Regions from separate parts of the Homo sapiens genome. Here region 1 is linked to region 2. A link is a loop called in an ENCODE intact Hi-C map of the cell type or tissue named here. Cell type or tissue: PC-9. All regions are shown on one strand. Links, peaks and the distances in the headings refer to the core of each region. The heading gives the core; the rest is flanking DNA.

Evidence for each region. Peaks named below come from ENCODE experiments on the same cell type or tissue, not always from the same donor. Only the 100,000 strongest peaks of a DNase experiment are listed, where the experiment ranks them.
Region 1: a loop joins it to region 2, with 2.7 times the contacts of the local background. A loop is called at or near these places in 3 of 110 quality-filtered maps.

Annotation. Positions count from the first base shown.
Region 1 is chr22:45,630,093-45,645,805 of GRCh38, reverse strand. It overlaps LOC105373069 (a long non-coding RNA gene), which reads right to left and starts at 9,825. Exons shown (of 3, transcript XR_001755590.2): 1 at 9,670-9,825. It overlaps LOC105373067 (a long non-coding RNA gene), which reads left to right and starts at 5,377. Exons shown (of 3, transcript XR_938308.3): 1 at 5,377-7,165; 2 at 8,475-8,535; 3 at 8,874-9,191. RefSeq lists a silencer at 1-138 and enhancers at 5,648-6,419, 6,463-6,757, 6,046-7,245. In PC-9, for the core only: no CTCF peak of the experiment used is centred there; a DNase peak (open chromatin) is centred at 6,615; H3K4me3 peaks cover 510 bases; H3K27ac peaks cover 3,742 bases.
Region 2 is chr22:45,680,860-45,696,572 of GRCh38, reverse strand. It overlaps ATXN10 (ataxin 10), which reads right to left. Exons shown (of 12, transcript NM_013236.4): 2 at 6,670-6,861; 3 at 3,495-3,577. Among named protein-coding and RNA genes, the nearest start is that of ATXN10, 17 kb to the right of the region's middle. RefSeq lists an enhancer at 52-151. In PC-9, for the core only: no CTCF peak of the experiment used is centred there; a DNase peak (open chromatin) is centred at 7,692; H3K4me3 peaks cover 1,698 bases; H3K27ac peaks cover 8,000 bases.

The DNA of each region.
Region 1 (15,713 bases), core at 2,830-10,829, 49 kb after region 2:
TGCCAGCCGCCATTCGAGGCCGCGCACCGCCACCTGCTGGGCGCCCGGGGAGGTGCCGCCTAGCCGCACGTGGGTCCCAGGGCAGGCGCCACGCAGCAGCGGAGTCCACCTGGGCAGGTGCGGATCCCCGGGCTCGCCTCCCCACCTCGGAGGGAAGAGCCTGACTGAGGACTCTGGGTCCCAGTCCCAGCTCAGACACCGGCTGAGAGGCTTCCGTGACGGTCAGGTCGGGAGAGGGCTCTCCTGCCTGCCGCACGTCCTGTGAGTCCGTTTGTTCCTCTGCCGGCCCCAGCCCCACCGCAAGCCCCCTGCCTCCGCTGCTCTGCCCACCCTCCCTGGGCACTGGAGTGGGCCCTGAGGAACGGCAGAGGCCCATCTGCAAAGCTCTGAATACCTCTCCCAACCGCAGATTAAATGGCACCCACGGAGGCCAAGCTCTCAGCAAGCACCGCGCTTGACTGCTCCTCTGGGTGCCCAGAAGACCATCGGTCGGTCTGTTCTTCCGAGGAAAGAGGCCCGGACCTTGATTCAGGATCCTCGCCCGGTCTAAACATACACACTTTGGGGACTGGGAGCTGAGCGGTTCTTCTAGAAAGGTCTCCTTGTTCCTTAGTCAAAATACAGGTTTGCCCCGTTTGTTCTTGCTCAGCCTTCTGAAACAATCAGAATAACTTTTTTCGTACGATGCCTACAAACAGCTTTAATGTTCCCTGTAAATATTCATTCCGAGCTAAGTGTGCCCAACTTCCTGCATTCTTTAGAGCAGTGGACAATTTCAACCGAGGACGATTTTGCCCTGCAGGGGACATTTGGCAATGTCTGGAGAACTTTTGGTGATCTACCCGGAGGAGGGAGACCACTCCTGGCGTCTGGTGGGGAGAGGCCCCCGTGCTGCTAAGCATCCTAAGGTACATGGCGTAGCACCTCCATCCCGCCACACGCACAACAAAGAATTGTCCCACCCAAAAGTCAACAGTGCTGAGGTTGAGAAGTCCTGCTTGAGAGTTCTGAGGTTTTTTTGGTTTTTTTGTTTGTTTTTGAGACGGAATCTCGCTCTATCACCCAGGCCGGAGTGCAGTGGTGCAATCTCAGCTCACTGCAACCTGTGCCTCCCAGGTTCAGGCAATTCTCCTGTCTCGGCCTCCCGAGCAGCTGGGATTACGGGCATGCGCCACCACCCCCGGCTAATTTTTGTATTTTTAGTAGAGTGGGGGTTTCACCATGTTGGCCAGGCTGGTCTCGAACTCCTGGGCTCAAGTGATCTGCCCACCTCGGCCTCCCAAAGCGCTGGGATTACAGGCTTGAGCCATCGCAACCGGCCTCTGCTTGAGAGTTCTGAGTCTTCTCAAGGTTCTGGTCCCTTCTGTAGATACTCTTCATGCATTCATGTTTCTATCGCCACGGGGTACCAACTCCAGGCCAGCTCCCACCAGCCTGGACATCGTAAGTTCTAGACACCAGGCGTCTCTCAGTGGAGCCTAACAATTACATCAGCCTTCTTAGCAATGCTTTGCTCATATGATCAGTATATCTTTTTTTTTTTTTTCCGAGATGGAGTCTCACTCTGTCACCCAGGCTAGAGTGCAGTGGCGGGATCTCAGCTCACTGCAACCTTTGCTTCCCAGGTTCAAGTGATTCTCCTGCCTCAGCCTCCCGAGTAGCTAGGATTACAGGCGCATCCCTCCATGCCTGGCTAATTTTTTGTATTTTTAGTAGAGACAAGGTTTCACCATGCTGGCCAGGCTGGTCTCAAACTCCTGACCTCGTGATCTGCCCCCTCCTCGGCCTCCCAAAGTGCTGGGATTACAGGCGTGAGCCACCGCGCCCGGCCGATCTGTATGTCTTTAATCAGTGTTACGGGCCAGGTGCGGTGGCTCATGCCTGGAATCCTAACATTTTAGGAGGCCAAGGTGGGCAGATTGCTTGAGCCCAGGAGTTCAAGAGCAGCTTGCACAACATGGTGAAACCCCATCTCTATGAAAAATTAGCTGGGCATGGTGATGTACACCTGTAGTCCCAGCTACTTGGGCGGCTAAGGTGGGAGGATCGCTTGAGCCTGGGAGGTCAAGGTCGCAGTGAGTCATGATAGCGCCACTGCACTCCAGCCTGGGCGACAGAGCGAGACCTGTCTCAAAAAAAAAAAAAAAAAAAAAAAAAAAAATCAGTGTTTTGAACAGAGAACTTAGAGGCTTAAATATGCATGTGATTAAATAAAAGACATATATTACCTAGAAAAAACAGGTATTATTCTCACACAGAAAAACGTTGGGTAAAATAAACATTCCTATTGGATGGATTCAATTTTAAATGATTCCTCTTATACAAATTTTGTTTCAACCATTCCTCTTAACAAAGAAATGGCGAAGCCCTCCTAAAGCCCTCCAGAACAGACTGAACAAAGGAAAAAAGATGCTTGTCAACTCAAATATGAAAGGCCTGCTCCAAGCTCCCCTAATTATATCTTGGAAGGGAAGCTTTGTCCTATTGACATTCGGGATCATTTTTCACAAGCTCAGGTTACTCCCTTGAAGATTTTTAGGAAGTTTCATGATATGGAGACATTGTTGAAAAATTGGCTGCTTGACTTCTGCCAGCAATCAGATACAGAGATCAAATCTGTTTCTGCCCACTTAGCTTAGAGCATTTCTGGTTATCTTGGGCAAAATGAGTTTGCAACTTTTAACTCAGACTTCTAAGAAGTCAGACGGTTTCACCCACTTTTTGTGTGTGTGGTTTTTTTTTTTACAAAGGATCTCTGAGGAAACTTGGCTGAAGGTGTGGGTTGATCTCTAATATCTGACATATTCTGCATTTGTAAATACCAGAGTACTTAAGAAGCAACAAAAATGGTTTTTATTTTATAAAGTGGAAGAAAAGATCCGAGGAAATACAACTCCTTTCATCAGACCCTTAGATCTTTCCTTTAAAACATAAAATTCTAAAGTAAATTGTGGGTTACTCTTGCCCTGTCCTGAATTCTAAGAGTTTGGCTGCTTAAAATATCATTAAAACATAATGAAATAAAGCTGACGTGGCCATGCTGCAGATTGATTGATGCATATCTGTTTATATGCTAATGAAAACTTTTGAGGAGCATATTTTTATATGGGGTCAAGATACTGAGCAGACCTCCTGTTTCTGGGCTGGGTCTTCATTCCTGGGAAAAGGAGTGTCTAGCAAATAGAAATATATTATAAATCACATTTTTAGCGAGAATGACAAAGCTTAGCAACCCTTGCCTTAGGGAACCTGTCCAATTTGTCAGTTAAAATTCAGCCTTCTGATATAAAACGAGCCCATTCATGTTGTGTGCGGGCTAATTCCTCGTGGAAAGAATCTGTTTGAGAGCTGTCAGCAGTGCAGAGAATGGGAGTAATACCAGGTAGAATGTGGGATCTCTGTGCAGGAGGCTTTGTGTCACTTCCTCAGTTTACCGCCTGTCCCTAAATCACTCACCCATGCAGGACCTTTCTCAGACCCTACATGGGCACGTGGGTGAGCCTCTGAAAATGCAGAGCTCCCTTCTAGGGGAGTTTTTGGTACTCAAGATTAGAACACAAGTCAGAATCTGTTCCCTTTATGAACAGATGGGAAGTATCTCATCTGAGTCTGTAAACCAAGGTAAAAGCGTTTCATTGAAAGGAGAGGGTGGCCAGGCGCGGTGGCTCATGCCTGTAATCCCAGCACTTTGGGAGACGGAGGCATGTGGATCACATGAGGCCAGGAGTTCGAGACCAGCCTGGCCAACAAGACGAAATCCCGTCTCTACTAAAAATACAAAAATTAGCTGGGTGTGGTGGTGCGCACCTGTGGTCCCAGCTCCTCAGGAGGCTGAGGCAAGAGAATCACTTGAACCTGGAGGCAGAGGTTGCAGTGAGCTGAGATCGCGCCAAAGGAAAGGGTCAAGGCAGATCCATTTCCCTCAACATTTGGGCACAGACAGGCCTTTCTGGTATAGGGGGAAGAGGCGGATTTTGATTTCGAGCCCCGTAATTTGTTGATTCTGAGAGTGTGCCCATAGACAGGTTCACTGAAGGCTGCGTGGACAGCAAATGCAACGGGCTTTATGTTGAATGGTGGCACACTTTGGGGAGCAGAGGATGCACTGTAGGCTCACACCCTACATCCGTGTGTTCCCTCTGTGTCCCAAGCCCAGGGGGATGCCCAGCCTCATCCTGCCCTGTCTTCCCAGGGCCAGCGGCAGTCAGCCCATGTGGCTGCTGCACGAACCCCGCACTGACGCTGGACCAAGGCCTTGAGTGCCGTGCACGGACCACCTGCTTCGGACCCCACACCTGCAGTGCTGGGGAAAATTACACCTTTTGGGGCCCCACGCCAGACCTCCCAGTCAGGATCTCTGGGGTCTGTGCCTGGGGACTGCACTGAACCTTCATCTCGGGTGATTTGAGAGCCCCATGAGAGTCCACCTGTGCCTTCCACACCTTTCCTCTGGGGGTGACCGTCCCACAGGGACCAGCCCCAGCCCTGCTCTCCGGGCCCCTACCACCACTGCCTCTTCAAACGCCGGCCCATGAACCCCACAGGCACCCCGTAAGGCCGGCAGCATCGTTTCCAGATGGGCCCAGAAGCTTGAGCCGTGGCAAAGCTCATGGGATTTGGGAGCTGGGATTCTGGGCTACTGTGCCTTGCACTCGCCCAAACCCAGCAGAGACTGTGGACTGGAGCAAGAGCGCTGTGAACCCAGCCTGGCTGCTCCCTGGAGAGGAGGGCGCGGGACTGGACTGAGCCCCACAAGCCTGAGGGAGGAGCACGGGCCTCAGGGGCTCCTGCTCTGGGCTACCACGGCTTCTTCCTGGCTGTGTTTCTTCTGGTCCATCGGGCAACCTCTCTGAATTCAACTGTCCAATCAACAAAACGTGGGTAAGGGAGCACCCCTTTGCCTCTTCCAGGGTGGAAGGGGAGGGCGGGGGTGACCCTCTCTCGGCTTCCTCCCCTGTCCACCTTCCCATTTTAGACCTGGGATGGGAGACGTGTAGACTGTGTTCCAGGATTCAGTCCCAGGTTCTTGGCAGATGTGAATGCTTGGCTGCCCTTCAGGCTGAGTGTAGCTGCCACAAAGACAAAGGGCCCAGCTGACCCTAGGGCTACTGTGTGCCCTCATTCTGAGGCCTGCGAGTTGCCAGCCCTATCCCTTCAAAGGGGTAGTTAGGTGCGTGTATCTCACACCTGGACGCATCACAATGAGGTGGGAAAGTCAAGCACCTCCACAGCCCTTCCCTCTGGGACCCAGGGGAGTCTTCCCAGCCCCTAGCACTCCCCACTCTCCACCAAGGCCAACCAGCACCTGAGGGCAGGCCCCTCCCTGCCCCCAGCACAACTTCCTGACCAGGGACCACAGGCCTAGGGTCTGTGTCACTGATCAACTGTGAAGGCTGAGACATAGCCACCCCCACCCATTCTGAAAAGGAAAAGCCCTCAGAGCTTCCCAGACTGGCACCTGCTCCTAGGGTGTGAGGAGGGTAGCACAGGGTCTGCCCTCAGAGACCTCAGGCTCAGAGAATCAAGCTTCTCCCTCCCCTCCTGGGACCTACAGGGTCTGAGATCGTCCACCAGGAGGAGGAGAAAGGAGTAGAGACCCCCTTCCTCGCTGCTGTCCTGGGACAGCCGGCACCCCTGGCACCCTCTGCCTCCCCACACTTCCATGGCTTTGCCCTCTTGGCTTTCTGAGCCTCTGCCAAGCTTCTGTGCATTCTTCAAGACCCACCTCAAAAGCCACCTCCAGGAAGCTGTCCTGGGTTCCTGTCCCTCGACCCCCAACAGAATTAACTGCCCTCTCCTCTGCTCCCGCCTCCTGCTCCAGGCCCCTGGGGCTCACAGCTCTCAGGCTGTGGTTTTTCTCACCTTCCTGCAGCACAGCACCTCCCTGCGCAGACCAACCTTATCCAATCAACAAACGGGCACTGAGTCCCTCCCTGAGCAAGCTCCGTGGAGGAAAGGGGCCGCCACGTGGGGGATGTGAGATAGTTTATCCCCTTGGCCTACATGTAGGGGTGGGCTGGATGAGGCACCCCTCTCATTGAAAGTCCTGTGGAGGCTCTGAGGGCACCCACAGTATCTAGAGCTGGGGCCAGAAGCTGGACCTGTTGCCAACCAAGACGCTGTCTCCCTGGCCCTTGCTTCCCTCACTGTGAGAATAGGAGCGGTGCACGCAAAGGCATGCCCTCAGCAGCCCTTTGAGGGGGGTGCTGTGAGGGGATTGGTGGCCAGGGCACAGAAAGGTTAAGTGGCTGGCTGAGGTCACACAGCAAGGCAGGTGCAACTCCAAGAGGTCTCTGCACAGGGCATGTTCTCTGTCTGCCCTCTCTGCTACTCCAGGTGTGGCCTCGGGAGAGGGCTGGTCTCCAACTGCACACTTCCTGGATAGCAGTGATCATGGACACATTTCAGGTTGGGCACTTGCAGTGCCAAGGGGAGGAGGACGCAATGTGAAGGGAAGGTTTCTTGGTCGTGGTCTGGATTGACAAGGAGGGCCAGAGGCAAACAAGGATCATCCAGACGGGACGGTTCACCTCTCCCTAACCTCCACAGCGACCCCAGGGCTGTTGGGCACCAGAGGAGGAAATGCTGACTCACTAATAGGAAGCTGGGACACACCCTCGTGTTGCAACCGTGGCCTCCCGGGGGTGCGTCGGCCTCATCTGGCCACTGGGCTGGCGTCCCCCTCTGCTTTCCATCAGCGCATACTGGATTCCCTCACCTTTTGCCGTCCCCACACTGCGCCACCCTGCACCTGGCACCACTCAGCACCTCCTCCTGGCCCTACCCGTCCGCCATGGAATCCAGCCACTGAGAAAGGCACCATTGAAACAGACATAATCATGGGTCAGAAGATGTGACTCAGCCTCTACTCAAATCTGTTTGTCAAACCAAAAGGTGCTTCGTGTTTAAGTCAAACTATCCCTAATGCATTTTCCATTCTCTTCAAAAACCACAGCCATCAGTTTTAAAAAAAGACAGAAAACATGAAGCACACTTCTCTTGCCTGGCTTACCATTTTCTTTGATCCATTAAAATCCAAGAGTGAGCCCTTCCTCGTCTCTAGAGTGTGGAGCAAAGAGGGAATAATTATCCATAAAGTGGCCTTCTGAGTGTTTGCTTTGCGATGAAAGAAAACTTTTGAGAGCTTGGAATAAAGAAGGAATATGTAAGTCTCTCCAGATCCCATCAATAATAATATTAATCAATTAATGATTTACTTGCGTTTTATATGTCTATTTGCTTTGCTATTCATAAGCATACATCGTTTCCTTAGAAACCCTGACATCAGCCAAACTCCATCTCTCTGGGAGCTAAAAGGCAGCTCTCAAGGAAAGACATACAGCTTCTCTCATTTTTTTTTTCAATGTTTGCAAATGGGAAATGATGAATTGATATATTCTAAGGAGCCATTTTTCTTCTTTCTTTTCCTTCCCATTACCATTGAAATCCGACATTTGAAACACCTACTGTATCAACATCTAATTCCCCACCTCCCTTCCCAACAATGCCTTTAGTCTTAACCAAATAACATTGCTTTCACCATGTGTGTCATTTATGTACATATGTGTATGTGCACACACACATATATATACAGTAAATATATATGCCATCAACCTCTTACTGACAAACAAAAATGTTGATTTATTTTCTTAGCTGACTTTAAAAACTTTAGTAATCTCCTTGCTCATGTACAAGACCATAGTAGAGCAAGGAGATTACTCCTTAATAGGAGCTCACAAAGTGTGGGTTGATGACGATAGAAAGTTCTGGATTTGCCAACTAAAAAGGCCACTTATCCACAATACCTCAAGTGGCAGCAAGTCAAATTTCCTTAGTACAAATACTTACAAGGGAATCGGGCAGACAGACAAATATAGATGGCTAAGAGTAGAGTGAATGGTGATTAAGGCACGCCCAACTCAATAACATTTTCTTTCATCTGCTGCTGCTGTGGAGAATATTCTTTAAAGAGGATTTTGTAAGTTTCCTTTTTGGGGACAGATTATAAAAGAAATTGGGCTGGGCGAGGTGGCTCACACCTGTAACCCCGGCACTTTGGGAGGCTGAGGCCAGCAGATCACCTGAGATCAGCCTGGCCGACATGGAGAAACCCCGTATCTACTAAAAATACAAAAATTAGCTGGGCGTGGTGGCGCGCGCCTGTAATCCCAGCTACTTAGGAGACTGAGGCAGGAGAATCGCTTGAACCCGGGAGGCGGAGGTTGTAGTGAGCCAAGATTGCACCACTGCACTCCAGCCTGGGCGACAGAGTGAGACCCTGTCTCCAAAAAAAAAAAAAAAAAAAAAAAAAAAAAGAAAAAAAAAAGAAAAGAAAAGAAAAGAAATTGAAGGCGAAGGCGTAGGAAGGGAAATCTACTTGCTGAGGAAAAATTAGAATATTTTCCAACAAGCAGAAAACTGGGAGGTCAAACAGGTGTTCCCCCATGTTAATGAACATCTTTTCATTTTTACAGGGGCTCCCTTTCCTGCAGTAGCTACTTTGTTTGGGTCTGAGAAGCACCAGTCATGGTCAAGGTGAAACTTAGTGGCTGGGATGGCTGGAGGAAGGAGCCGTTTGCTTATTCATTCAAGCAAATGAGGGTGTCCTCGGCGGGTAGGACAGCTCTTGGCCTCAGGAAGTCTCTGGTCTAGTGGGATGGAGCTATTCAGGCAGCAATGAGTTGGGGGTCTAGAAAAGAGATGAGAGCACAGAAGAGGGGGTTCATTCATCCTGAAAGGGGTTGGAAAGGCTTCCTCAGGACACAGAAGACAGAGGTGGAGCAGGGCCTTGGCAGGTGCAGAGGTCAGGAGAGAAGACATTGTTCTATGGCAAATTTCTGATTCTAAAACTATCACTTTCCTTCTCATATCAGCAAAATTCACCAGACTCAGAAAACTGCCCTGCCCCGTGACTTCCATCTGCTCCTCTCCTGATAATTGTAAAAGCCAATGAAGATTGTGCTTCTTAACTACACATCAGCCGGCTGATTGTAAGTGTTGGGAATATAATTAGGGGTACACGGCTCTGACCCTCACTCTTCGTAGGTTTAACAAGATTGGACTTACGCAATGGCAAGAAGGAAACCGAGATTGAAAATGACCAATTTTGCTGGTTGAGAGGCGTCTTGTTTTCTGGAAGAAACTGAGAATCTGCAGTTGTAGACTGGGAATGCTAGAACCTCTGGAGTGGCATCAACTCGATCGGGGGCCAAAACCATGAGAAAGCACCAATATTTTCCACCGTTTTTAACCAAACTCGGCTGTTGTTGGTCTAAAACCTGCCCTGGGTTTTGAGGGAGCGGTGCTTTTGTGAGCCCAGCTTGCCTTGAGTGCATGGATGGGAACCTGAAACCAGCCAGTCTTGCCTCCCACCCTCTCAACTTTTCCAGTAAAAAATGTGACGGGCACTTTTTTTCCAGTAAAACTGTTCCCCCAGCAGGACAGCCTATATGCAGCTAGGTTCCTGGCAAATGAGCAGGGAATAATAGCTGGCTAGAGGTGGGCGGGACTGAAATACAGCTGTCCACCTCTCCGGAAAACATCACCCAGGGTTCTCCCCATCCCCATCTGACCTTCCAGCCACTAAACAAATAAATAAGGCCTTAGAAGCTCCTAGAGTCAACCACAGCCTCAGCTTCTAAACCGAGGCTGTGATTCTACGAAACTCACCTCACATCTGTGTCATCTTTGAAAGACTCCAATGGCTGGATTGGTTTGATCCTATTCCGAAGGGCTTATAAAGAAGAATCCAGCCGGGTGTGGTGGCTCACACCTGTAATCCCAGCACTTTGGGAGGCCAAGGCGGGTGGATCACTTGAGCTCAGGAGTTTGAGGCCAGCCTGGGAAACATGGCAAAATCCCATCTGTACAAAATATACAAAAATTAGCCAGGCATGGTGATGTGCGCCTGTAGTCCTGGCTACTCAAGAGGCTGAGGTGGGAGGATCGCTTGAGTCTGGGAGGTAGAGGTTGCAGTGAGCCGAGATTGTGCCACTGCACTCCAGCCTGGGTGACAGAGCCAGACCTTGTCTCAAAGAAAAAACAACCCAAAACCTTAAACTCACTCAGTAAATGGAATGCTCCTGGCCTTGCTGCTCTTCATCTGACTGGGTTAAGTTCATGTAGAGAAGGGATCTGAAACATTTCTACATAGCTCCTAGTGATGCATGCATGCATGGGGGGATCCCTGGACCTCTCCCCTGAGCAGAGGCCGTTTACAGCTTGTAATTGTTTGCATTGCAATCAGTACCTACTGGAGACCTAACTACAGAGTTTTCTTGTGAGCACAATGGGAGCCTGGCTTGGAGATCTTTGCTGAGCCCCTATCCCCCAGGATGAGTTCCAAAGTCATTTATTTACCTGTGGCTTTCTCTCTTTCTTTCCTTCTCTTTTTTTCTTAATAATCCAGTTACTAATACTTTAAGTGGACTTCGTTGTTTTTTTGTTTTTTTTTGAAATGGAGTTTTGCTCTTGTTGTCCATGCTGGAGTGCAATGGCACGATCTCTGTTCACCTCAACCTCCGCCTCCCAGGCTCAAGCAATTCTCCTGCCTCAGGCTCCCAAGTAGCTGGGACTACAGGTGTGAGCCACGACACCCGGCTAACGTTTGTATTTTTAGTAGAGATGGGGTTTCACCATGTTGGCCAGGCTGGCCTCTAACTCCTGGCCTCAAGTGATCCTCCTGCCTCAGCCTCCCAAAGTGCTGGGATTATTGGCGTGAGCCACAACACCCGGCAGAAGATTCATTTTCAAAAGTATTCTTCCCAGTACTTTGGGATGCCAAGGTGGGAATATCACTTGAGGCCAGAAGTTAGAGACCAGCCTGTGCAATCTAGCAGGACCCTGTCTCTACAAAAAAAATACAAAAATTAGCCAGGTATGGTGGTGTGCATCTGTAGTCCCAGCTGCTCAGGAGGCTGAGGTAGAGGATCACTTGAGTCTAGGACTTGGATGCTGCAATGAGCCAAGATTGCACCACTGCACTCCAGCTTGGGTGACAGAGCGAGACCCTGTCTCAAAAAAACAAAAACAAACAAACAAAAAAACATATTCTGAGGCCCTAGAGCACAGAGGTGAAGGGAAGGGAGTCTGAACATAGTTCTCTGCCAGCAATTTCTGCTGCTGTTGCTGACATGTGACCTTGGCTCCATTACACAACCTCTCTGAGCCTCAGTTTCCCCATCAGCAAAAGGAGATGATGCAAAGAAATCCTAGCTGAGAGGGCTGTGTCAGTATCGAACGAGCTGCTGCCTTTAAAGCACCTGGCAGTGGTATCGCCCATGATACCCACCACACAAGGGTGTTGGCACCACACAAGGATGCTCTGTGACATAAGGATGAGAAATACAAACACAAATACACAAAATGTGACTGCTTCTTCAAATTCCCACCCTCACTAAGGATGCCCTTGACCAAGGGCGGATGACAGTAGTAACCCTTTGAGAAGCAGCTGCCCTTTGGGAATCTAAGACAATCCTTCCGGCTTCAGGGTGTCAGGGTCACAGGACAGCATCTTGGTCCACCAAGTTAGGAAGATTAAACTGTGTCTTGAAGGAGTGCTTCCGTTAGGCATTAAGGGTATAAGAACAGGGACCCATCAAGAACAGAGCCTTCCCTTGAGGAGGGGAGACTTGCTTGAGCCTCACCTCAGTGTAAAAATTACTTCCCGGCCAGGTGTGGTGGCTCACGCCTGTAATCCCAGCACTTTGGGAGGCTGAGGCGGGTAGATCACCTGAGGTCAGGAGTTTGAGACCAGCCTGACCAACATGACAAAACCCCATCTCCACTAAACATACAAAAATTAGCTGGGCATGGTGGCACACGACTGTAGTCCCAGCGACTCGGGAGGCTTGAACCCGGGAGGCGGAGGTTGCAGTGAGCGGAGATAGCACCACTGCACTCCAGCCTGGGCGACAGAGCGAGATTCTGTCTAAAAAAAAAAAAGTAACTTCTCCCATTTGCAGACAAGGAAACTGGAGCTCAGCAAGCCTCAGGGATTGATCCCGGATCACACAGCCAGTATGTGGCAGAAGCAGGAATTTTACCCAAGTCTCTGTGACTTCAAAGCATACACGATTGTTTTTTCACTTTCAGCTCAGTGGATGCTCTGTGACATAAGGATGAGAAAGACAAACACAAATACACAAAATGTGACTGCTTCTTAAAATTCCCACCCTCACTAAGGATGCCCTTGACCAAGGGCGGATGACAGTAGTAACCCTTTGAGAAGCAGCTGCCCTTTGGGAATCTAAGACAATCCTTCCGGCTTCAGGGTCTCAGGGTCACAGGACAGCATCTTGGTCCACCAGTGTGGCTCCATCCTGTTTGTATCTGCAGGCGTGGCCTCTAGAGTTCTCTGCACTTGGGGGCTATCTGTGTTGTAGGATTTTGACTGCCCAGCCCTGCCTGTCTTCATCCCAGTGACCTGGTATCCCCGTCCCAGGCCAGGCAGATCGTACTGTCAGCATTCCTCCAGCTTGGGTTAACTTAGGGGAATCAGAGCTGTTGCTTCTCTGCAGCAGTGATTAGCTGGCTCCTGCCCGGCTCCGAGCTATTTATCAGCCCAGTCCCTCATCACGTCTTAGTTTCCATGATTTCTATTTTCCAGGGTCGACCCTGCACTACACACTAAGGTGGCTTCTGAAGACAAAACAATAGAAGCACATTCTTGCTTGGGTGGTTTGAAGTTAGGTCATAATCCCGGGCTATCTGTCGGTTAGGAAAATAAACACTGGCACCCCCCCAACCCTGTCTCCCCCGCCCCCACAGAAGGGAATGCAGGCTTCGGACCAGAGCACAATACTTCTCTTTTTCCATTGCCTGCTCTGGGGGATAAGGAATCACTTTCAAGGTAGGGTTAGCCAGAGGAACAATAGACAACTTGCCTCTTGACCCATGGGGAAAGGACAGATTGGGCACTCCTCCGGCAGGGGTGGCATGGGGGTGGGGCAGGTGAGCCGCTGCTGCAGGACTGGCCGCTCAATCACCAGGGACCGCATGCACTGCCCAAAAATCCCGGCTCCTGCGCCTTCCTCTGCTGGGAGTTTCCGTCTCCCCACACCTTTTCTTGTCCTCTTGTTGTGCCTCCTTCTCTTTTGGCAATATACGTATTCCTTTATTTCTTGCTCTGCCGATCACTGGAGACAGGATCTCTCTCCTGTTTTCAGAACGTTCCTTTCTCAGAGTAGTCAGTTCTTGGTTTACGAATACAGCATCTTCTCCAGTCTTTCTAAGGATCCTGATTAGAGGTCTTTGTGGTGGTTGTTTTTGAAGTTCTCATGCATTTCCTTAATTCTCTGTTACTTTAGGGAATTTTTTTTTCTGTTTGTTTATTCTGTTTTTTGTGTGTGGGTCTCACTCTTTTGCCCAGGTTGGAGTGCGGTGGTACAATCACAGCTCACCACAGCCTCGACCTCCCAGGCTCAAGTGATCCTCCTACCTCAGCCTCCCAAGCAGCTGAGACTACTGGCACATGCCACGACGTCCGGCTAACTTTTTTGTTTTTTGAAGAGACAGGGTTTCACCATGTTGCCCAGGCTGATCTTGAACTCTAGGGCTCAAGCAGTCTCCCCACCTCAGCCTCCCAAAGTGCTGGGATTACAGGTGTGAGCCGCTGCGCCCAGCTCTTTACTTTCACCTTGAATGTCAGAGGCATTCCTCAAAGTCCAATGCTCCTTGGTTGTCCCTCACATTTTATTTTATGTTTACTTTGTTTATTTATAGAGATGGGGTCTCGCTGTGTTGCCCAGGCTGTTCTCCATTGATCCTCCTGCCTTAGCCTCCCAAAGTGCTGGGTTTACAGGCGTGCGTCATGGTCCCTGGCCCTCCCTCATGTTTTATAAAGTCATTAACGATACAGGTGGGCAGGGCTGCATTGGTGGGTTTCAGTTTGGAGCAACGAGGTGGGTAGCAGAATACTTGTCAGAATATGGGGGGTTCATCTTTAGAGAATTGTTTGTTTTTGGTATGAGGGCAGATGCCCAGTCCCCTGGGGTTCTTAGTGAGTGAATGGTTGAGGGGTCTGGAATCTGACTTTTGAATTTATCACCAGCTGTGTGAGCTTGGGTGAGTTGTGCACTCTTTCCAAGCCTCTGCTTTCTCATCTGTAAGAAGGAGATAATTCTGGTAGTGCTGACAGCTGATCCTGCTCCCTCTGGTCTCTGCAGCAGGCATTATACTGGTCAGGGGCAGCCGTGGGACTCCTGACGTTCACCAGACATCTGACCACCACCAACATTAAGCGGGGGATCCACCAGGACCCAAGGGACCCCTGGGCACCCTGGGCCTGGTGTAGGCTTTTATGCAATGTGAGTTCTTCTTTTTGCGGCCTCATTCTTTGCTGCACAAATACCTCCTGGACACCTCCCTAGTGCGGCCTCAAGAACAGGCCAAGTGTTTGCTCTTCCCCCCTAATTGCAATTTACCTCATTTGCATGCAGCTTTTTCATTCTAATTCCCTGAACCAAGGCTGGCTGCGTTGCCAGGGCAACTGAGAGCAGGGCGGGCTCCCTCCTTCCTTGGCTGTCTGGGAGACCACAGCATCCCTCGGCACCCCCAGAGGGTAAACAATCTGCAGTTTCCTCTGCTCATTTTGTCGGCTTCTCTCGGGGTCCTGGTGATCTTTGCAACCCCCAGACTCACTTGGATTCTCCTGGTCGACTCGGGCTTGTGCATCCCTCCTCTGACACGGTGAACCCCATTATCTCTCTCTCTTTTTTTTTTTTCTTGAGACAGAGTTTCGCTCTTGTTGCCTAGGCTGGAGTGCAATGGCATGATCTTGGCTCACTGCAAATTCCACCTCCCGGGTTCAAGTGATTCTCCTGCCTCAGCCTCCTGAATAGCTGGGATTACAGGCATGCACCACCATGCCTGGCTGATTCTTTGTATTTTTAGTAGAGACGGGGTTTCTCCATGTTGGTCAGGCTGGTTTCTAACTCCTGACTTCAACTGATCCACCTGCCTCGGCCTCCCAAAGTGCCAGGATTACAGGCGTGAGCTACCGCACCCAGCCAAACCCCATTCTTATCAATACTGCCCCCCTCAGCTGGGCCACCTCTGGGGTTCTTGTGACACTGAAAGAGATGATGTGTGCGCCTCTCTTAATTCCCAGTCGTGGTTATAGCAGTCACCTGTCCGGCACTCCACCCGGCCCACATGGGAGTCTCGGGTCCTGATACTCACAATCCGCACTTGTTGGATGGCCCGCTTTGTTGATTGCACCTGCCTTGGGTGGTGGCTCAGCTCACTTCTCCCCCTTGCCTCTCTTCTTCCAGCCGCCAGCACCATTTCCCTGGCGACCGCCAGCGCGTTCTCCCACTTCATCCCCCTGCTTCCTCTCTCGAAAACATTTTTATTTAATGTAATTAATCAATTTATTTATTTTTGAGATGGAGTCTTGCTCTGTCGCCCAGGCTGGAGCACAATGGCATGATCTCAGCTCAGTGCAACCTCCACCTCCCGGGTTCAAGCAATTCTCCTCCCTCAGCCTCCCAAGTAGCTGGGATTACAGGCTCCCGCCACCATGCCTGGCTAATTTTTTTGTATTCTTAGTAGAGACAGGGTTTCACCATGTTGGCCAGGCTGGTTTCTAACTCCTGACCTCAACTGCTCCGCCTGCTTCGGCCTCCCAAAGTGCTAGGATGACAGGTGTGAGCCACTGCACCCAGCTGAAAACATTTTTAAAATGGGAACCTCAGGTGTATCCATTAAACTAT
Region 2 (15,713 bases), core at 4,125-12,124:
GGATAATTTCAGGAGAAAAGCTTCTGCGTGGGCAAGTGGCGATGAAATCCAGCACATGGTGGAGGGGCTGGCTCCATTCTAATAGTTATTTAATCACAGCATTTGTACAGCACTTCCCCTTTGCTTCTTTATTTAGCATATATCATTAAAAGAGAAACCTCCTTCCGCCCACCACAGCACAGCAGCTCTGGAGCGCCACACTGCCCGCCCCATCAGGATCACCAATTATAAAACACAGTACATTCTCAACTTTCTTTCTCAATTACTATACCACACAGAGACCTCAAAATAGCTGCCCTTCCAAGTGACACTGTGAAACACGGACTTTACTGCTAATTTATAATTCCCCAATTTTGAGTACTGATGCTTCCCTTTTATTATAAAATAGAGCTACAGAAGTATCTTTAAATATATAATATCGTAAAAACATTTCACAACTAAATCCTACATCCTTTCAATTTCTTGAGATTATTTTAAAAACTGATGCTCAAAAAAACATGGTGATGCACTTTGTCTGTAAATTCTTAAAGGAAGTAATTAATTTTTAATTACCATTTCCTAAAGGAATACTTCAAAATCAAATAGCAAGATCCAAGAATTTCTAGCAAACTGAGTTTAAAATGAAAACACTAGGAAATCACAGAAATTAAACCAAACCAGGCAGTGCTCTAACACGCTAATTTAGCCTATTTCACCTGTGAAAAAAGACCATCACCTCTAGTTCTTGTCTATCTACCAAGAGAAGCACACATATTAACATCAATAGAAATATGCCTCACGTGGCCAGGTGCGGTGGTTCATGCCTGTAATCCCAGCACTTTGAGAGGCCGAGGTGGGTAGATTATGAGGTCAGGAGTTCAAGACCTGCCTGGCCAAGGTGAAACCCCATCTCTAATAAAAAAATACAAAAAATCAGCCGAGTGCGGCGGCAGGCGCCTGTAATCCCAGCTACTCGGGAGGCTGAGGCAGGAGAATCGCTTGAACCCGGCGGGAAGGCGGTGGTTGCAGCGAGCCAATATCGCACCACTGCACTCCAGCCTGGGCGACAGAGTAAGACTCCATCTCAAAAAAAAAAAAAGAAATATGCCTCATGTTATATGCAAAGTACAGGCATTAAAACTGTATATAAAACAATTTGTAAGTCAAATAATATTTTAAATGCAACTGGAGACTTCTCATTTAAAGGTTATATTCATTGAATTATAAGGTAAAGACGTTATTACAATGACAATTTTTTTTTTTTTTTTTGAGGTGGAGTCTCGCTCTGTCGCCCAGGCTGGAGTTCAGTGGCGGCAATCTCGGCTCACTGCAAGCTCTGCCTCCTGGGTGCATGCCATTCTCCTGCCTCAGCCTCCCCAGTAGCTGGGACTACAGGTGCCCACCACCATGCCCGGCTAATTTTTTGTATTTTTACTAGAGACGGGGTTTCACCGTGTTAGCCAGGTAGATCTCCTGACCTCGTGATCCGCCCACTTCAGCCTCCCAAAGTGCTGGGATTACAGGCGTGAGCCACTGCGCCCAGCCAACAACAACAAAATTTAACCTATAATTTAGTACATCTAACTTATCCACCTGGAAATTTACATTAAAATTTTCTGGGGTTTTGTTTTTTTTTTTTTTTTTTTTTTTTTTGAGACAGAGTCTTGCTCTGTCACCCAGGCTGGAGTGCAGCGGCGTGATCTCAGCTCACTGCAACTTCCACCTCCCAGGCTCAAGCAATCTTCCTACCTCAGCCTCCAAGTAGCTGCGACTACAGGCGTGTGCCACCATGCCCGGTTCTTTTTTTTTTCGAGACAGAATTTCACTCTTGTCACCCAGGCTGGAGTGCAATGGCACGATCTCGGCTCACTACAACCTCCATCTCCTAGGTTCAATCAACTCTCCTGCCTCAGCCTCCTGAGTAGCTGGGATCACAAGCATGCGCCATCACACCCAGCTAATTTTTGTATTTTTAGTAGAGAGGGGGTTTCACCATGTTGGCCAGGCTGGTCTTGAACTCCTGACCTCAAATGATCCGCCCGCCTCAGCCTCCCAAAGTGCTGGGATTACAGGCTTGAGCCACTGCACCCAGCCTTTGTATTTTTTTGGAAACGGGGTTTCACCATGTTACCCAGGCTGGTCTCAAACACCTGAGCTCAAGCAATCTGTCCACCTTGGCCTCTCCAAGTGCTAGAATTACAGGCATGAGCCACGGCACCCAGCCTACATTAAGATTTTTTTATCAAATAATTTAGGTTTACCCATAAAGTATTTCAATTCCTGGCACAAAGAGATCATAAATTAAAAATCTACGTTTTTTTTTTAAACATTATGTTAAGATAATAACCACTGTCCAAAGGAAAGATGTTGATGCTAGAAGAACAAAGACCAAAACCATTCTACTAATGAGTCTAAAGAAGTGTGGTGTTTCTCTTAATCCCAAGTCAACAACCGTTAACAATCAGAGCTAAGTTCCATTTTCATCACACTAGATACTTGACTTAGACACTTAACATGTGGTTCCCCTCAACGGAATGTGAGTTCTCTAAGGACAGACACTTTTTGTCTGTTTTGGTCACTGTTTGAATCACACCCAAAACCTGGACCAGGGCCTGTCACATTCATAAATATTAAAAGTCTTACCACAGACTGAATGGCTTAAACAACAGACATTTATTTTTACACAGTTCTGGTGGCTGGAGGTCCAAGATCAAGGTGTCGAGAGGGCTGATTTCTTCTGAGGTCTCGCTCCTTGGCCTGTAGATGGTCATCTTCTCCCTGTGTCTTCACATGGTCTCTACTCTGAGCATGGCCATGTCCTAATTTCCTCTTCCTATAAGGATACCAGTCATATACCCTCATTTTACCTTAATTACCTCTTTAAAGATCCTATCTCCAAATTCAGTCACATTCTGGGTATTGGGGGTTAGGACCATGCTATGATCTGAATATCTGTGCCCCTCCGAAATTCCTATGCTGAAATCTAATCCCCAACTTGCTAGTATAAGATGGGGCCTTTGGGAAGTGACTAGGTCATGATGGTGCAGCCCTCGTGAATGGGATTAGTGCCCTTATAAAAGGGGCCCAGAGAGCTTGTTTATGCCTTCTGCCTTCCACCTTCCACCACAGGAGAACAAAGCAAGAGGCACCATCTATGAAGACGAGAGCAGCCCCCGCAAAACACCCAATCTGCTGGTACCTTAATCTTGGACTTTCCAGCCTCCAGAACTGTAAGCAATACATTTCTGTTGTTTATAAACTACCCAGCCTAAGGCATTTTGTTATAGCAACTGGAACAGACAGACTTCAACATACAAATGTGAAAGGAACAAAATTCAGCCATTCAGGAAGGGAAGTTGATACAACTTTATAATTCTTTAATAATTCACTATTAAAGTTTCCCTATCTCATGAAATACAGAACATGTGTTTCAATGAATGATGTTAATACTCAAAGTACTGGTTTTGAACCCTTTATAAAGATATAAATAATCCATGAATTATATTGCATGCTACCTGTCAACAGAGATTCCTGTTCCACTCGCAGTTCACGAAACAGAAGAATCAAATCAACAGCAACACCAATCGTATCCAAGTTCCTGGGTTTTTTAAAAAAGACAAAATTAGACATGTTCATTCATTCATATATTGTCTATGGCTGTTTTTGCACTACAATGGGAGAGCTGAGAAATCTGACAGAGATTACAAAGCCTAAATTATTTATTATCTGGCTCTTTACAGGAAAAATATAGCAACCCTAGCAGTAGAGGTTATATTTACATGCAGAGCTAACTGCTTCCAACAGCTTTCTTTGAGTACTTCCTGAAGTTTCCCATGACTCAGATTCTTTGCTTTATTGTATTTTACCCCATTCCATGCATTCTTGGCAAAAACAGTCCCAGTCCACACAAAGTGCAAAAGATGTAAAAAGATCTAGGCTTTAATAGCATCACACCTTTTGATGAACTCTTTAACGACTTAAAGTAAAACATCAGAAAAATATGTACTAGTTGCAATCTGAATCTTGACTGGCTCAGAAATACTGGCCTTAGTTAAGCTTGGCCACAAAGTCTTTACTAGAATCTTTGTAGTATTTCTAACTAGAAAATTCTTTTCTGAAAATTGCTGCCCTAAATGGTTGAAATTTTCCTTTAAAAATCAACAGTGAATAATAATACAATCCTAGAAGGGAAGAGGCAGAAAAATTAACACCCTTAAATGTTCATTTTCATTTCCGCCCAACCATAAGTTGCATGCAATAAAAAGATATCACAAACAGCACAGCCCTTGCTTTGCTGGCCCTACCAAAAGACCACCGATAACTTACTTGTCATAGTATTTATTTTTGTAATGTTAGAATTTTTATAGTTTGCATATATTACTCAAAAAAGAAAATAAAAATTGACTGCTTTGAAAGAAAGTATTAACATAAACTTGTGTTGTACATTCATTCCTGAGGCAGAGGCAGAAACATTTAATGTTTACTGAGCACACAATGTGCATTAGGCATTTACATAAGTAATCTCATTTACACCCCATAACCAGCCTGTTTGGAAGACATTGCTTACCTAGTTTTACAGAGGACAAAACTGATACTCAGGAAGACCAAGTCACCTGTCCAGGGTCAAGATGGAGCAGTCATCCACAACAAGACCAGTGTGTAAGGCTCAGGACAGCAAGGGTAGACTGCATTTTTTTTTTTGAGACGGAGTCTCACTCTGTTGCCCAGGCTGAAGTGCAGTAGCCCAATCTTGGCTCACTGCAACCTCCGCTTTCCCCGTTCAAGTGATTCTCCTGCCTCAGCCTCCAGAGTAGCTGGGACTACAGGTGTGTGCCACCACACCCAGCTAATTTTTTATTTTTAGTAGAGACAGGGTTTCACCATGCTGGCCAGGCTGGTCTCGAACTCCTGACCTCATGATTCACCCGCCTCGGCCTCCCAAAGTGTTGGGATTACAGGCGTGAGCCACCGCGCCTGGCCCAGACTGCTTTTGAGCTTAAGCTCAGAACAGTAAGGGCAGACTGCTTGTTAAGCTTAAGCTTTAGAGTCAGATGTCTGGATATGGAGAGAATGTTCCCAGCCTCTCTCACTTAACAAGTGACTCTCAGACAAGTTATTTAACCTCTCCAAGTTACAGTTTCATCTTTTGTAAAAATGAAAAAATTTCTTGAGTTTGTTCTAAGAATTAAAGAAGATACTACAAGCAAAACCCTTGGGACAAAGCCCAATGCCGAAGGCAGGCTCAACGAATGCTCACTCCCTTCCCCACCAAGATTAGCCAAGCACAAAGGTGTATCTGCCAGCCACAGTCAAAAGTTAGTTCTACGGCTCTCCTTTCCTTCCCCATCACACTAGAGCACCTTGTGACTGGAAAAGGACAAAAGAAACTAGCCTTCTGGCCAGATGCTTCTAGCATATAACTAGTTATGTTTTAGAATGTAGACTATTATTATCAAGATTATTGTTGTTTCTATCCATTTATCCTCAAATGGATGGCAGGTTTGGTTTAGTATTGAAGTTACACGACTCACTTTTTACCCTCTCTCCTTTGATCTTAAAAATCTCATTAATCATATCAAAGCCTCGGGTATATGTGTCTAACCGAAGGGAGTCCCTCAAGTGGCTTCTGGACCAGCCCAAGCTTACCCGTCACAGTGGTGACAGGGAAGCCTGGAGGCTCTGTCTACATCCAAGTCCAGGAAGGAAAGTGAGCATCCTGTTTGTGGCTTCTGACTTCAAGTAAAAATTTTTAATAAAAAGCAGGTTCCACAAAATCAAAGAAGAAAGATGCTGTGTTCTGGGAGGAGACGGTAACACGTAAAAGCAAAGAAGAGCACTGGACAGCTCGCCTGCTCATGTTTTAACTACTTTTAAAAATGTGCGCATCATAAAATAGGTGGAAGCAGAGCTTGGAACTTTACATGATCTTTAGGAAAGACAGGTCATCTTGTAAATTTACAAAATATGCTTCTTGTCCAAACACAAGAGTAACAAATTAAAACATTAAAAGTAATTAAAACATTTACAACCTGAGGTCAAGAACTGCATATAAACTTAGGCAGGTAAAATCTAGGAACAAAGACTCAAAATCAGCTTCAAAACACTATGAAGAACCAAATACCTCAAAACATGTGATAAAAACAAACAAGAAATCTAACCCCTAATGTTAAACACACTCCATTATTTTATACACTAGTCAGAGAGACTCCAATGGCAAGGCCTGTAGAGGGCCTCTCCCAGCAGATGTAAAGGGCAATCCTGCAATAACAGTGGGTGATACTATCATGCCAGAACAACTTTTTTTTTTTTTTTTTCCCTGAGACAGGGTCTCACAATGTGGCCCAGCCTGCAGCAATGGCATCATCTCAGATTACTGCAACCTCTGCCTCTCCCTGGCCCAAGCAATCCTCCCACCTCAGTCTCCTGAGCAGTTGGGACTACAGGTGTGCGCCACCATGTCCAGCTAATTTTTTGTATTTTTTTTGTAGAGACAGGGTCTCACCATGTTGCCCAGGCCGGTCTTGAACTCCTGGACTCAAGCAATCCTCCTGCCTCAGCCTCCCAAAATGCTGGGATTACAGGCATGAGCCACCTTACCCAGCCCAAAACAACTTCTAACAGATAAACCAAATGACAGAACCAGCATGCACATATACAAAGAAACAGAATCCAAGGTACGTGTGTAACTACCTGATTGAATTCTGGTTCACAGAACACTCTATGCAAGCATTGCGAAGACACCTGAAGCATTCTGTTATTAACTGCAGACTGGAAGCCAGGTTTTCCACTTGGGATGGATCTCTGCAGGCAAGCTCAACAGCATGAGAAGATTTCTTTAGGATATCCAGAACTCTTTGGAAGATAGTCCTGGGTGCTGTTTCTCTGAAAAAGGATAAAATTATCACGAATCAGAAAAAAAAGATTATGATTTCCAAATGTCCTATTCAGAAAACTGCTTTTATCTACTATTGTGGGGAGGTACGCTACGTTTATCTGCTTTAGCTCCTTAATTTACAACACCAAATAAAAGATCTACACATATTGAGCACTTACTATGCACCAGACACTGTTCTTGTCACTTCTCATGTATTATCTCAGTCTCTGCAACAGCCTTATGAGGCCAACACTGTCCTCTCCATTTACAGATAAGGTAAGTGAAGTAGAGATGGTAAGTAACTTGCACAAATCACTCAGCCAGTAACTGGCAGAGACACAAGGCCAAGTGAAGCACTCTGGCCTGAGCACTTCCACTACCCATGACAACCCAAATCCCAGTTCCAGTGACTGCTCATGCTTATGGATCTACCCTGAATCAGAACAGAGTATCTTTATTTAATGTTCTAGACAGAGAATATATTCTGGTCCTCTGTCACCCAATATGTAGCTAAGTTCAGTTATAAGAAACAATATTCCTGTAGGACAAGGATACTATCTACTCTGTAGACACAGTGAGGCTGACAACACACACACCAAACTTCTACAGTCAACTACATAGATGGGAGAGAAAGGAGAGGGGGAGAATGTAAAGTGTGCCTGTTCTTCCACCAAGAATGTATGCCCAGGGAGAAAGATGAACCTGTGGTTGTACCCTCTGGGCATCTCAGTCTCTGCGTGCCTCTCATGCCAGGAGTACTGCCTGCACTGGCTATCATTCCAGAGCTCTAAAGATAAGAATTTTTTGTGCAACATTGCACCTAAATGCAAGCCAACTTCCTCATTCCATAAATCCCCTAAAGAAACAGCAAATCTCTTTTAACGTTAGAAGGAAAGTTGCCACATTGGACAATTTAAGAGATTCTATAAATGCCAAATGATTCAGACCATATGAATTTTCTCCTTCTGCTCTCGCTGTAGATTCACAGTGCCCTACCTTTCACCCTTGGATTGAGCCAGACCAGCAGGGAGCCACATGTTCATTCAGAACTCTGGACACTGAGCTGCCCAGGTTACAGAGCTGCTCAGTTGCCGCAGAAGACACCTATGGAAGCCCCTTTTCCGGGGGCAGAGGAAACACGTCTTTCCTTGAACTTCAGTACCATGGCTTCTTATACACCAAGTGATGTGTGTTTTTATCTTACGAACAGACAATAGAACTCACATTATTTATTATGTTTTCTCTCTGTCGGGGCCTTTCTTAAGTCTGGAGTCAAATTTATGACCCAAACAACATGAATCCTTACTTTTTCTATCTGGCTTTTCCACTACCCCTAATTTCCCCCCTTATCTTTTTCTCGTATTTATTTTTTAAGGTATCTCAAACTTGGTTTTGAAAGAGGCAGAGTATAAATTAATTAAAAACTGGGAAACTGCACATAAAATAATTTGTCTATGTCTCCCCCAGTCAGCCCTGAGTGTAAATAATGAAACTTTGACTCAGTGTCTCGGCAACTGAGTGACCAAATTAAGAAATGAAAATTCAAGGGTACAGCACTAATCTTGCCTCAATAAACTGTATGAAACAAGTACATAAGCCATTTTTTAGTGACAGCATTGCCGTAAGAAGAATGGAAGAATACTCACTAACACTCTTTTTTTTGAGACGGAGTTTTGCTCTGTCGCCCAGGCTGGAGTTGCAGTGGTGCAATCTTGGCTCACTGCAACCTCTGCCTCCTGGGTTCAAGCAATTCTTCTGCCTCAGCCTCCCGAGTAGCTGGGACTACAGGCACACGCCACCACGCCCGGCTAATTTTTGTATTTTTAGTAGAGACAGGGTTTCACCATTAGCCAGGCTGGTCTCGAACTCCCGATCTCGTGATCTGCCTACCTCGGCCTCCCAAAGTGCTGGGATTACAGGTGTGAGCCACTGCACCTGGCCGATTCACTAACATTCTTAAGGTAGCTTTAAGGAGTACCAAATATATTGTAGACACTCATCAGCTAAGAAAATAACCAGGAGTTTAAAACACTATGAAGAATGCTAAGGCTGATCACAATTTCTAGGACAAAGAACAAAACTAATCACCTCTATTTGCCCCATCTGCATGAAGTTTTGAAGCCATTTATTATTTAATGCTATAGTCAAGTAAAAGTAGAGCTCTGCAACTTGAATAAGCTTCAATAACGCCTCTCTTTTCCTACTGAGATGACTAAGAATGTGTATTTACAGCTGTAAGAAAGCAGCGAGAATTATTTCTTTCACCTGATCCTTTGCCGTCTGCCTCTTATATGGGAACCACCTTTCCCCCGTGAATGGTCTTCCCTGAAGTCATTCCTTGCAATCGTAACATCTGTTTTACTCAAAATTGGTATCTAGCACAGCAAAAGCTTTGGAATCAAACTATGGTACAGACTAAACAAGACAGAAGAAAAGCAATATTCTTAAAGAAAATGGGAAAAATGATTTCCCGACCATAGAATAAATACTAAGTTCATGAACTATGTTGTGAATAATTCCCAATGCTACATGGTAATTTGTTATATATGCACCATGCCCTTATAATAATTTTAACCAAATGAAAAGCATTTAACTGAGCTAAGGCCAACCAAAACATTCCTGAAATCCAAATAACTATTAATAGCGACTAAAGAGTAATCATGACAGCATCTATTTGGCACACAATAATTCGCGTTTGCAGTATAAAGAAAAAATAATGTGGAGCTGTGATCACTGTCATATGCTCTCCCCAGGTTGTAAACCATGGATTCCTGAAAACCCCCGATTTCGCCAATCTTCTGTCTTTGCTCAAACATATCTCACCACCAGAAGAAAGTCCTCTCCAAATCTCCCAATCCTCTGCCTGGGAGAAACTTACATCTCCTTTTTTTTTTTTTTTTTGAGATGGAGTCTTGCTCTGTTGCCCAGGCTGGAGTGCAGTAGCGTGATCTCAGCTCACTGCAACCTCCACCTCCTGGGTTCAAGTGATTCTTCTGCCTCAGCCTCCTGAGTAGCTGGGACTACAGGTGCATGCCACCACGCCCGGCTAATTTTTTTGTATTTTAGTAGAGACAGGGTTTCACCATTTTGGTCAGGCTGGTCTCGGTCTCCTGACCTCGTGATCTGCCCGCCTCGGCCTCCCAGAGTGTTGGGATTACATGCGTGAGCCACTGCGCCTGGCCTGCATCTCCTTTCAAACCTTTGGGAAACTCAGACCTGGAGAAACTCCTCCACTTTTCCAGACAAACAGACTCCCTCTATGAAGCCCTGGAGATCTGTTCATAAGACTGGAATAACTTGTCCACATCAGATAAGATTTATATAACCTATCTCCCCGGCTAGACTGTTAAGTCCTTGAAAAATGGAGACTATCTTATTCTTTTCTGTATCTCTAGGGCCCAGAATTGGCACCCATTAATTGAATTTGTTCAAGTTTTAAACAGTGATGAGACTGTTTGCACACTCAAAAGTGGCCCCTGACTGCATCACAGCCTTGCTATGTAATCCAAGCACTTACAGAGCTTGTGCTCAGAGCCAGGAATCAAGCCTGACATAGGCAGTGAAATCAGTACCCTTTGAGTCAGCAACAGAAAGGGGAAAGTGAGGCATCAGCTCAACCCTCCCTTTCCCATTAAGAAATCCATATAATCTCTACTCAGAAACTTAAAAACGTGTCAGATTTTAAGATGTGAATATCATATAGATATTTTATGACTGCTGTTAAGCAAACATCGAATTTCTCCTTTCCCATTAAATGATACAGTGGATAAGCTTGAGGGTCTGGGAGGAGTTATAACCCAATTAACTGTATTTTAAATTTCTTAAGAGCAAAGAACATGTTTTAGATGTGTTTCCTTTTATAAATGGTGTCAGTAAAACTCTTCCTCTAGAGTCATATAATAAATATCTATAGCTTCTATTCACCATATTTTTATACAATATAATATGTCAACAACTTTCATCAGATGAGGACAAAGAAGCTTTTATTCAGTAACAGTAAATACTATGAAAGCATTTAACTCTTCTATACATCTTTACCTTCTCTACAGCCTTGAAAGAAAACTATTTGGCATTACAGATCCAGAATAGTCCTAGTATACTCTTGTCTGCAAAATCTACGTTCACTGTCAAGACAATGCAGCTAAATATGTGTAATGATTAACGACAATGAAATAGTAAAGATCAATCACTCCAATATTACAAAAGTTATTAATAATAACTGCTGTCATTTCTGCTTTAACCAAACTAACAAAAAATGTACAGCGACTTTAAAAAGCTTAGCTACTTCATTCACAGAAGGCGGAAAGTACTTACAAGGACAATTAAAATTCAACCGTTAGACATTCCTATTACAAAGGAATGCATACCCTGAAGACAATGTATAAATGAAATGTTACATTACAGAACCAAAAAAATCCTTTGAATTATACAAAAGGTAGAATTTCATTTCCCTCAAGTTTGAACAGATCTGTAGGGTTTAATCTTGGCAAGTTCTGTTTGAGTAAAATTAAAGAAAACTACCTGTGATTATATGTAACAGGTTAGATAGGTCTAATATACTGTATGCACACACATTTTACAGTTCAATCATCAGGTGGGACCTCCTACTGAAAAAAAAAAAAAAGCTACATGCTAGTCATTGTAATGCTACAACTAAGACCTTCATACTTGTTAAAAGATTTATTCTAATACCTTAGATTTACTTAAAAACTGGCATATGTGGTTTAGAGTAGTTTAACAACTGCCAGTGAGAAAAACTATTAAAATCCACACAAGTTCACAGATTAAAACAACAATCACTGGTTGTTATCTAAAACCATAATCTTGCTGATTTGACTGGGCAGGATTGAACAAAAACAGAAAATAAAAACATCTGTATCTCCTGCCACAAACAGCCTAGGGTAAAATTTTGAAATCTGCGCAGAACTCAAAACTTCTTTTCACACTCTTCTCTCCTCTTCTGTCACATCCAGGATTCCGAAGCCGTCCTGACAACCCAGACCAATCCATTTTGCAGGGTCACAAACTTTTTCTGTAAAGGGTCAGAGAGTGAATATTTCCAGCTCTGATGGCCAAACAGCCTCTGTCACACTCTCAACTCCCCCAGTGCACAAACGCAGCCACAGGAAACACCTAAACAAGTGAACATGGCTGGGCTCTAATGAAACTGTTTGTGGAAACTAAAATTTAAATTCATATAATTTTCATGTGTCATGAAACTTTATCATCTCCCCAACCATTTAGAAACGTAAAAAACCATTCTTAACTCATGGGTCATAAAAAAAACAGGTAGTAGGCCAGATCTGGCCATGGTCTGGCAACCCCTGCTTTAAAGGGCTCCAAACATACCAGTCCTCTCCCCACTCCCCAAAAACCACACACTTCCTCTTTCCCACTGTCCTCATCACATTGAAAATTCATCTTTCATCAGAACAAACGCACTGTGCTAAATGAAAGGAACTAAGGCGGCCAGGCGCAGTGGTTCATATGCCTATAATTCCAGTGCTTTGAGAGGCAGAAGCCAGGAGAGTTCAAGACCTGCCTAACATAGCAAGACCCTATCTCTACAAAAAAAAAAAAAACAAAAAAACTTGTTTTAATTAGCTGGGCTTGATGGTCTGTGCCTCGTAGTCCCAGCTACTTGGGAGCCTGATGCAGAAGGACTGCTTGAACCCAGGAGTTCAAGGCTATGGTGAGCTATGATCACAACACTGCACTCAGGCCTGGGTGACACAGCGAGACCTTGTCTCTAAGAAAACATGAAAAGAGAAGAAAATGAAAGAGAAGCTAAGAAAAGGTGAAATTAGCACAGAGGCAGAAAGTCAACCACTGGAAAAGACAGCCCAAGAGCAGAACTGTGTATACATGGTAACTTGGTAAATGGCATCTATCAATAGCATTAAAGACCTGGGGAAGATGGACTGTGCTCGAAGAGGTGCTGTAACAACTGTTAATCTAAAAAGAAAAAAACTGAATTGGATCCTTACTTACACTACCCAAAAAGTAACTCCAGGTGGATTTAGGAATTACATGGAAGACAAAATTGCAAGGCTTTGGAAGAAAATATAAGGAGAATGTCTTTACATGCTTAGAGAAAGATTTTGTACATAAGATATTATTTAAACCTTATTTTAAAAGTAGTATTTAAGCACAGATCCAAAGAAGGTGAGGGAGCCAACTATGCATCTTGCTGGGAGAAGAGCTTGGACTAGAGGCAAAGGCATACAGAGCACGTCACAGGGAAGTCAGGGCTGGCTTCAATGAACCCCAGTGAGAAAAGAGAAGTGCGACTCAGAGAGACAAGACAGAGCCACCCTGGACAGGCACAGTAGGCCACGGAAGGACGCTGGCTTTTATCCTGATGTGAAGCCATGGAAGGTTCTTTTTTTCGTTTTGTTTTTGAGACAGAGTTTTGCTCTGTTGCCCAGGCTGGAGTGCAGAGGCAGGATCTCAGCTCACTGCAACCCCCGCCTCCCAAGTTCAAGCAATTCTCATGCCTCAGCCTCCCAAGTAGGTAGAATTTCAGGCATGTGCCACCATGCCCAACAAATTTTTGTATTTTTAGTAGAGATGGGGTTTCACCATGTTGGCCAGGCTGGTCTCAAACTCCTGGCCTCAGGTGATCCACCTGCCTTGGCCTCCCAAAGTGCTGGGATGACAGGCGTGAGCCACCGTGCCCGGCCCATGGAAGGTTCTGAGCAGAGGGGTGACATCATCTGACTTACATGTTAAAAGGATCTCTTTGGCTGCTTTGTAAAGAATCAATCTTAAAGGGAGAAAGAGACGACAGCAGGAGACCAGTTAGGGGGCTGTTTTTGGAGCAGAGGGAAAGCAGCAGATACGGTAAACAGAAATCAAATTCTGGATATTTTAAAGATAGAGCCAATAGGACTTGATGATGGATTCTTATGAGGGTGTCTAAAAAAGGGGAGTGAAGGATGACATCAAAACTTTAGCCTGAGCCATAAATTGAAAGATGTATTTATTGTTTACAGAAACAAGAGTACTCTGAGGATATCTGGTGGATGAGAGGATCAGTAGAAATACAAGTAGAATGTGAAGTAGTCAGGTGAATAAACAAGTCTAGCATTCAGGAGAAAAATCTAGCTAAGCCAGGTGCAGTGGCTCATGCCTGTAATCCCAGCACTTTGGGAGGCCAAGGTGGGTGGATCACCTGAGGCCAGGAGTTCAAGACCAGACTGGGCAACATGGTAAGACCCTGTCTCTACAAAAAAAATTTAAAAAATAGCCGGGTGTGGTGGTGGATGCCTGTAGTCTCAGCTACAAGGGAGGCTGGGGTGGAAGAACTGCTTATGCCTGGGAGGTCAGGGCTGCAGATCGTGCCCCTGCACTCCAGCCTGGGTGACAGAGCGAGACCCTGTCTCAAAAAAAAAAACAAAGAAGTCCAGCTAAAGAAAAATGTTAGTCACCAGCAAACGGAAGTTATTAAAGCCACAAGATTGAGTGAGAATACTCTGAAAGTAAATATAGGCAGAAAAGAGAAGAGGTCTGAGGACTGAGTTCTGAGATCCGGGAAGGATTATCACTCAGGGAAATGGAGGGAGAGATTTTTCTTAGTATGGAAAAATTACAGCAGATCTATAAACTGATGAGTGCAATCCAATAGAAAGGGTAAAACTGATGATTTTTAAGGGGGGAGAGAAGAAGACTGCTGGAGCAATGTGTGCAAAAGGCAATGGAATTTAGTGCAAACTTAAGGGGAGCTCATATTCAGAGCAAGATCGCTAATCCACAGACCAGAAGCAAAGGCAGGCTACGGGCACAGATACAAGTAGGTGGGCAGAGAGGGTGATGAGAGTTCCTGGAAATTATCTTCTAGTTGCTCCTATTTTCAGAGAGCTGAGAGTGAGGATGAGGGAGATGGGATGGAGGTTTGAAGAGGGTGGAGCATGAAATACCTGACTCGGGGAGCAGGAGAGTCAAGGGACCAGGGCAAACAGCGGGACTGACAGGTAGCATTAAGGGCCACGTTAGTTAGTGATCAGCAAGTTAAAGTGAGAGCAGTCTGCACGGCTGTATGTTTTTCTCTAGCCTTGTTCAGCTATTTGGGTACTGTCGCAAAGGTAACAAGTTGGATTTGACCAGAGCTGGAGTTTTACCAGGCAAACATAACAAAGTTTAGAGAGGAGGCAGTGGAGTTGAGGATGTACATTAAAAAATGCTCTTATTACTCATCCATGGATCTAAGCCAGATCAAGATGGGAATGTGAACATTAAGAAGGGGAATGAAAAACAAAAGGGGTAGTAAATAGGAAATAGGGTCAAAAGACTGTAGGTCCTGGTGAGGTTAAAGACTTGATGAAGCAAGGGCCCTAAAGAGAAGATAAAACAGGGATTGGGACTCGAGATTGTGGGGGAAGGCAGCTACAGTTATGGATAAAGTCTAAGTAAGGTATGGCAATGTGTGTCTGAGATGGGATGGAGGTCAAGCTCACTAAGGGAGAGAAAGTCAAAGAAATTCGAGGTCAGGATAATGAAAGGAAAATCTATATAAACAATGAAATAACGAAGATTTAAGACAGGAGAAGAAATAGAGTGAAAAGTGAGCCAGGGCTAAACTCTTCAAGGAATGAGGCAGACTGACCCAAAGGTCTCTTTTAACCACAAAAGTGATTAAACAAGGGATACTCTGATGTCATGAGATTAAAAGTTGGAGTGGTCTATGGAGGAAAAAGGTCTGAAAGCAGCAATGACAATCAAGGAGAACTACCACACCTTTGAGCCAAGCATTGTACTGAGTGCAGGAGAGAAAACAGCCTCCCACTTTCAAGAACCCTGGGAAAGGCATGTCCTCAGAGCCATATTTCATTTAGATCAAGAAGATGAATGGATGTTTACA